2 separate regions of the Homo sapiens genome follow, and region 1 is linked to region 2. A link is a contact called in ENCODE Hi-C data. All regions are on one chromosome and are shown on one strand. The core of a region is the stretch at or near the end of the contact, and the rest is flanking DNA. Distances in the headings are between cores, read along the strand shown. Region 1 holds the start of STIL (STIL centriolar assembly protein). Region 2 holds the start of NSUN4 (NOP2/Sun RNA methyltransferase 4).

Region 1 (4,182 bases), core at 1,434-3,933, 970 kb after region 2:
TTTTGTAGAGATGGGGTTTCATCACGTTGCCCAGGCTGGTCTCGAACTCTTGGATTAAAGCAATCCATCAGCCTTTGCCTCAAAAAGTGCTGGGATTACAGGCATGAGCCACCATGCCCAGATGTTTCAAATCCATATTTCTAACTGCCCACTGGACAGTTCCATCTAAGTATTATTGAAGCTAAACACAGACCTCGTAGTCCTTTCTTTAGAGTTCAGTATGTCCTATATTCTTTCAAGCCTTAGAGTTCCTTAGGTCCTGCACATTCTGTATCAATTCTAGGAAAAAGAAACTGTCTAAGGCCAGGTGTGGGAGCTCATTCCTGTAATCCCACCACTTTGGGAGGCCGAGGTGGGTGGATCACCTGAGGTGAGGAGTTCGAGACCAGCCGGGTCAACATGGTGAAACCCCGTCTCTACTAAAAATACAAAAATTAGCTGGGCATGGTGGTGCACACCTGTAATCCCAGCTAGTCAGGAGGCTGGGACAGGAGAATCACTTGAACCTGGGAGGGGAGGTTGCAGTGAGCTGATATCATCCCACTGCACTCCAGCCTGGGCAAGAGAATGAGCCTCTGTCTCACTCTGTGTGAAGCAAGATAAAGGAGAAAAGGATTATTAATCCAGATGCAGAGATTATTTAGAAGAGACTTTTTAGATAAAGTCAGAGGCTGAAAATCCTATTGAAAATGCTCTTATACCTTGTTCAAGACAGAGAAAAACGTGCTTCTAATAAAATTGACTAGGCCGGACACGGTAGCTCACGCCTGTAATCCCAGCACTTTGGGAGGCCGAGGTGGGTGGATCACGAGGTCAGGAGATCGAGACCATCCTGGCTAACACGATGAAACCCCGTCTCTACTAAAAATACAAAAAATTAGTGGGGTGTGGTGGCGGGCACCTGTAGTGAACCCGGGAGGCGGAGCTTGCAGCGAGTGGAGATTTCGTCACTGCCCTCCAGCCTGGGCAACAGAGCGAGACTCCGTCTCAAAAAAAAAAAAAGGTGACTAAACAGTCCTTCTTAGAAATATCTGGACTTAAAAGGTTTAATGCAGCTTCCACAGAATGCAGGCTTTAAATCCTAAAACCCTTCCTTAGTACTTGGTTGTCATGGATAACAGTATTCACATGGATAACTGTAACTCTACAAAGTATAAAAAGTGCCAATTTTTTCTTCATTAAACAGAAGTGTCTTAAAATGCGCTATTTGTGTTTTATTCCTTTATTCATTTGGGTGAAAAGATGGATAATGTTGATTTCTTATTTTAAAACAATATACATAAGGTACTTTCATTCTGTCAGTGTTGTACAAGCCACTAAAGGTAATAAAACTAAAACCACACAACATCTACACCTAGCAAAACATATTCTCAGGTAAAGTCATTATCGTGTACAATAGAAACGTTCAAATCATCCTCACCCCTTCTTCCATATAAATTATCTTTCCATACCCACCACCTTAGTTGCTAACTTCATCAACTCACCAGACTTATGGAAAAGTCCCCATAATGCTGCTAGAAGAGTGTTTCCATATAAATCTGATCAAATTATTCTCCTGCTTTAAAAGTCAATGGCTCATGTCAGGGGCGGTGGCTCACGCTTGTAATCCCAGCATTTTGGGAGGCCGAGGCGGGTGGATCACCTGAAGTCAGGATTTCCAGACCAGCCCGACCAACATGGTGAAACCCCGTCTCTACTAAAAATACAAAAATCAGCCGAGCGTGGTGGCGTTTGCCTGTAATCCCAGCTACTAGGGAGGCTGAGGCAGGAGAATCGCTTGAACCCGGGGGACGGAGGTTGCAGTGAGCCGAGATCACTCCACTTCACTCCAGCCTGGGCCAAAGAGTGAAACTGCGTCTCAAAAATAAACATAAAAATAAATTTTTTTTAAAAAGCCGATGGCTCTTCTTTACATACAGAATAAAGGATCTTCACAATCCAGCCCCACTCTATTATTCCAACCTTAACCCCCCCATCCACTCATCCTACATTCCAGTCAAACTGAACTACTTGCAGTGCCCCGGTTTCAATATCTGCACAGGATGCCTCCCTTAACTTGGAATGCCCTAGTAAACCCCCGCCATCCCTCACAATCCAACTCGAATGTCACTTCCTCTGTGAAACCTTCTCCCAGACACCGTGGCGATGGTACTATACTGTCTGTACTCACACGCATAGCATTCTCGCACTTTGCTGTTTACACTTTACTTCCAGTAGTCCATGAACTTCAAACATTAACTGATCCCTTACTACGTAGCAGAGTGTGAGCCAGAAATTGTGAGGAATGCAAGAGCGAGCATTCAAGGTTTCAGTCCTCAAGAAATTCCCACCGTAAAAACAACTTTAAATGGCACGTTATCGACTGCAAACCTCTTTCACATACCTTAGCTCAGATGATACCCAAGGATTTCATGGACTGCTTAATTTCTCCCACTAGCTCCCCTTCTCGTCATCTGCTCCAGGCTCCTGGAGGGCGGAACCCACTACAGGGCTTTGAATGTTACCCACCAACCTTCCCAGGGCCCCGCTGCCGCCTCTCAAGGGGAAACCAGGAGCACAAAGCTCCACTTACCGCAACTTCCGCGGAGCTGAGGTCTGTTTGCAGGGTAGGAGCGGGAGCCGGCTCCAAGGAGCGCCACCGCCGACTCCGGCCCCGCCTCTGGGACGTTGGGGTCGCGGGAACTGAGGCGGCAAACACAAGCTCGCGAAACTGAAGGCCGCGCCACGCCTGCTGACTGGTCAGAAACCTCGCCAGTCAGGGAGCGGGGGTGGTGCTAGAGAGCCGCGCACGGTCGCCGTTACGTATTGGTGTGCCGACCAATCAGCGCCCCGCACTGGTTCCGCGCTCGACCAATCCCAAGTCTTCTTGGAGAACTGCGGGCGCCACCGGCGCTCCAGGATCAAGGATCCGAGGATTTAAACCTTTCATTTCGTCAACGGTTAAGTTCCGGGGCGGGGTAGGCTTTCCGCAAGCGCAATGGAAAGCCCAGCTAGGTAGACGGAGGAGCGAGTGGCAGATGAAGCCGGAAGTGCTCTATAAGATGATCATTGGTCGGCGACTGGAAGCGGACACCCGAAGAACAGTTTCCAAACTCTTTACCTGAAAGCACAAAAGACAAGAAAGTTAGAGTTATTCCAGTTTCTTACTTTTTAATTTTTATTCTAAAATGTACATTTTTAATTTTTCCTTTTTGTGATCACTTATCCTCAACTTCTAGATTTCTTCCAGTTTCTTTCCTAGGAAGCCATCTGTTTTAGTGACATAATTTTTTTTTTTTTTGAGGTGGAATCTCACTCCGTCGCCCAAGCTGGAGTGCGATGACGCGATATCGGCTCACCGCAACCTCGCCTCCCGAGTTCAAGCGATTCTCCTGTCTCAGCTTCCCAATTAGCTGGTATTACAGGCGTCCACCACCCACCACCACGCCCGGCTAATTTTTTTTTTTTTTGAAACGGAGTCTCGCTCTGTCGCCCAGGCTGGAGTGCAGTGGCGCGATCTCGGCTCACTGCAAGCTCCGCCTCCTGGGTTCATGCCAGTCTCCTGCCTCAGCCTCCCGAGTAGCTGGAACTACAGGCGCCCACCACGCCCGGCTAATTTTTTGTATTTTTAGTAGAGACGGGGTTTCACCGTGTTAGCCAGGATGGTCTCGATCTCCTGACCTCGTGATCCGTCCACCTCGGCCTCCCAAAGTGCTGGGATTACAGGCGTGAGCCACTGCGCCCGGCCTAATTTTTGTATTTTTTAGTAGAGACGGGGTTTCACCACGTTGGCTAGGCTGGTCTCGAACTCTTGACCTCAGGTGATCTACCCGCCTCGGCCTCCCAAAGTGCTGGGATTACAGGCGTGAGCCACCACTCTGGGCCAAAATTTGTATTTATTAATTGATTGATTGATTGATTGATTGAGACAGGGTCTTGCTCTGTCGCCCAGGCTGGAGTGCTGTGACGCTATCTCGGCTCACTGCAACTCACTGCACACTGCCTTCCAGGTTCAAGCAATTCTCCTGCCTCAGCCTCCGGAGTAGCTGGGGTTACAGACAAGCACCACCACGGCCGGCTAGTTTTTGTATTTTTAGTAGAGACCAGGTTTCACCATGTTGGGCACTGGGCTGATCTGGAACTCCTGACCTCAAGTGATCTGCCCACCTCGGCCTCCGAAACTGCTGGGATTACAGAAGTGAG
Region 2 (4,027 bases), core at 1,430-3,929:
GCTGGGCGTGGTGGCCTGCACCTGTAGTCTCAGCTACTCAGGAGGCTGAGGCAGAAGAATCGCTTGAACCTGGGAGGCGTGGGTTGCAGTGAGCCAAGATTGTGCCACTGCACTGCAGCCTGGGTGACAGAGCAAGACTCTGTCTAAAAGAAAAAAAATACTGTATTTGTATCATGAATTGATGTGTTTTTTACAAGAATGCAAAGTTGGTTCATATTGAAAAGTCAGTCAACATGATGCATCATAGTAATGGAATAAAGAAGTAAAACTGGCTGGGCGCAGGGGCTCACACCTAATCACAGCACTTTGGGAGGTGGGCGGATCACCTGAGATCAGGAGTTCGAGACCAGCCTGGCCAACACGGTGAAACCCCATCTCTACTAAAAATACAAAAATTAGCCAGGCGTGGTGGTGCATGCCTGTGATAACAGCTACTCAGGAGGCTGAGGCAGAATAATTGCTTGAACCTAGGAGGCGGAGGTTGCAGTGAGCCGAGATGGCACCACTGCACTCCAGCCTGGTGACAGAGCGAAACTCCGTCAAAAAGAAAAAAAAAAAAAAGGAGTAAAACTGTATGATCATCTTAACAGAAAAAAAAAAAAAACTTAAGGAAAATCAACAACTATCATGATTTTTTAAAATCTCAGCAAACTAGGAACAGAAGGGAACTTTCTAAACCTAAGAAAGGACATCTATACACATGCAGGTACACGCACACACAAAACTACAGCTAACATCATATATAATGGTGAAGTACTAAATGCTTTCTTCTTAAGAATGGGAACAAGGCAAGGATGCCTACCATCACCACTTACATTCAACTGTGTACTGGAAGTCCTAGCCAGTGGAATAAAGCAAAGAAAAAAAAAAGGGATATAGATAGAAAAGAAAGAAGTTAAAGTGTCTTTATTTACAAAAGACATGACCATATGCATAGAAAACCTGAACAGATTTCCAAAAAGTTACCAAAAGTAATAATTGAGTTTAGGAAGGTCTCAGGATACAAGGTCAACAGAAAAAATCAATTATATTTTAATATACTAGAATTTTTCTTTTGAGACAGAGTCTCACTCTGTTGCCCAGCCTGGAGTGCAGTGGCATGATCTCAGCTCACTGCAACCTCTGCCTCCTGGTTTCAAGTTATTCTCCTGCCTCGGCCTCCCAAGTAGCTGGGATTACAGGCATGAGCCACCATGCCCAACTAATTTTTGTATTTTTAGTAGAGACTGGGTTTCACCACGTTGGCCTGGCTGGTCTCCAACTCCTGACCTCAGGTGATCCACCCACCTCGGCCTCCCAAGTGCTAGGATTACAGGAATGAGCCACAGTGCCGGCCAGCCTTTTTCTTGAAAAATGAACAAAGTGAGCCTGTCACTTCAAGGAAAATAACTGACAGTATTTGTTGCCAATAAGAAAATTCCAAAATTCCACATTCAAATGCCAAATAAGAAAAAGCTTTCGGCTGGGGGCAGCGTGAGCCACCGCGCCCGGCCAAGTTTTGTATTATTTTTCTTAACTATGTCTTCTCAAATTGCGGAAGCGTTAGGCCCCACAACATTTGACATCACCAGTAGGGATCCAGTGGAGAGGAGGGACATGATCAGAAACTGTGTTTTTAAATGATCATTCAACAGCCAATTATCAGGGTGGGTAGGAGTGAGGCAGGGAGATCAAAAGGCAGGGAGATTGGCTGGGATTACAGGCATTGTTACCAGAAAGGGGTCCCGATCCGGACCCCAAGAGAGGTTCATGGATCTCGCACAAGAAAGAATTCAGGGCGAGTCCGCAATGCAAAGTGAGAGCAAGTTTATTAAAGTACAAGAATAAAAGAATGGATAGTCCATAGATAGAGCAGCTCCAAGGGCTGCTTGCCCATTTTTATGGTTATTTCTTGATGGTACGCTAAACAAGGGGTGGGTTATTCACGCCTCCACTTTTTTTTTTTTTTTTTTTTTTTTTGAGACGGAGTCTCGCTTTGTCGCCCAGGCTGGAGTGCAGTGGCGCGATCTGGGCTCACTGCAAGCTCCGCCTCCCGGGTTCACGCCATCCCTCAGCTTCCCGAGTAGCTGGGACTGCAGGCGCCAGCAACCTCGCCCGGCTAATTTTTTGTATTTTTGGTAGAGACGGGGTTTCACCGTGTTAGCCAGGAGGGTCTCGATCTCCTGACCTCGTGATCTGCTCGCCTCGGCCTCCCAAAGTGCTGGGATTACAGGCGTGAGCCACCACGCCCGGCCAGGTCCCGAAACTTAAGCTTCATTTGTTTCACTGCAAATCTGCTTCTGCCTACAAGCCTGGTCTCATTTTCCTCTACCTAAGGATCTTCCTCCATGCAATTTCGGCCTAGGAGGCCCTTCCCGCCCCTTTTCGCCTAGCTAACTCTTTCGGTACTCAACCACCAACTCCTAATCCTCCCTGGTCCCCCAAGTGGGCTAGGGGCTTCTTGGGAGTCCCTCGCACTGCTCTAAGCATCCAGGCAGAGTCATTATTCCGGGTGCCAGGTTGCTCTTTTTCCAGCAGCCTTCAGGGGACTCCTGGCTGGGCGGAGTCTGTAGAGGCGCGCGGAGTCCTGGGAGAGCGTCAGATGTATTTCCTTTCCCTTTTTTCGCTCGTGTCCCGCCGGGTGGCGCTCACCACCTCCCCGGAACACGCGAGTCTCCTGTCGCGGTTCCGGTCGGAATTACCCCGTGGAGCACGCCGATATGGCTGCGCTGACACTGAGGGGTGTCCGGGAGCTGCTGAAGCGTGTGGACCTCGCGACGGTCCCGCGGAGACATCGATATAAGAAGAAATGGGTAAGGTCCGGCTGGGGGCGCAGGAGGGAAAAGTGAGGGTGGAAACTTCTCCAGTCTTTCCGTTTCCCGGCCCTCTAGAACGCCTAGCGTCTTTCCCAAGCACTCCACGGAACGTCCTTAGGCACCTCCCTCTCTCGTCTTTTCCGTCACCGCCTCTGTCCGCACTCTATGTCCCGAGCGTTAGTGTCTTCCACTTGTTACGTCTGCAGTCTCCTGACTCCGCCCAAGTTGCGTCATCACCTTCGCCTTCATTCTTTTAGTGATGTCACTGTCTCTTGTTCCCCAGCTGTGTCCACCTACCTTTCTGTCCCCCACTCCCCCTTTTACTTCCCTCCCTCCCCTCCCCCTTTCCCTTGCCCATTCTTCCCCCACATGACTTCTCCTTTCCTCATTGATTTTCCAGCCCGGTCGCCCTCACCCCTCGGAAAATACCATAGCGACCTTGCCTGCACTCCTGGGTCTCCGCCGCCTTGCAGGAAAGGATTCAGCCCCTTCCTCAACCTCGAGCTGCCTCTGGCGACCGGGCAAGGTTACAGCGACCACCCTGTCCATACTGCCGGCCCAAACCCTGGCAAAAGGTGCAACGAATCCTCTCATCCTCTGGACTCTCCTTGCTTCTCCAGAGACCCTTTTTCTTGCCTCACTGGAAGCCCTGGAATTTCTTCTATGACCGGCACGCCCCCCTGCCCACCCCAGCCGATTCCCTCGCCACCTCCACCATCTCTTCCACCCCCACAACCTTCCTCGCACTCAGGGAGATGGTCTTTTGAGTCCTCTTCCCCACTCCTGGAAAGGACCTACTGCCGCTAGCCCTGCCACTCGGGTTCCCCACTCTCCAGCCCTTATTTTGAGCAGTTCAGCATTCCGGGGTCACCCCCTCTCTGTCAGCGGACACCTTATTGCAGCTGGATGAGTCCCTCCAGAATGCGGCGTCCCTGTCTTCAAGGCACGTACTGTGACCAGCACACTAATCTCTGTTACTCTAGCGGATGGCCTTCAGCTTTTGGAACCAGCCCGGCAACCTCCTTTCCCCTTGCTCATCAGTCCCCGGGAACGAGCCCAGTGACCTCCCCTCAGCTCACTCATGTACCCTTGGAAACTGGACCCATGATTTCGCCTCCTCCTACACATAGGACCCCGGGAACTTGCCTCACGATTTCACCTCCTCTTGCTCGCCGGCCGGTGGAAACTAGTCCTATGGCCTCCCCAACCCTTTCTCACAGAGTTTTGGAAAC

The links. A loop is a pair of places that touch in the nucleus more often than their neighbours do. Pooled maps may share reads with other maps.
Region 1: a map of CD4-positive, alpha-beta T cell shows a loop between it and region 2 (4-fold over the local background). The contact joins the promoter of STIL here to the promoter of NSUN4 in region 2. A Hi-C loop is called at or near these places in 1 of 168 maps with a recorded cell type or tissue (CD4-positive, alpha-beta T cell), 1 of 37 single-sample maps with no recorded cell type and 8 of 50 pooled maps.

What each region holds. Positions count from the first base shown.
Region 1 is chr1:47,311,464-47,315,645 of GRCh38, forward strand. STIL (STIL centriolar assembly protein) reads right to left here and starts at 2,684. Exons shown (of 17, transcript NM_001048166.1): 1 at 2,573-2,684. RefSeq lists an enhancer at 2,694-3,423 and a silencer at 2,741-2,790.
Region 2 is chr1:46,338,128-46,342,154 of GRCh38, forward strand. It overlaps NSUN4 (NOP2/Sun RNA methyltransferase 4), which reads left to right and starts at 2,680. Exons shown (of 6, transcript NM_199044.4): 1 at 2,680-2,792. The coding sequence starts at 2,700. RefSeq lists enhancers at 1,081-1,880, 2,541-2,750, 3,878-3,967.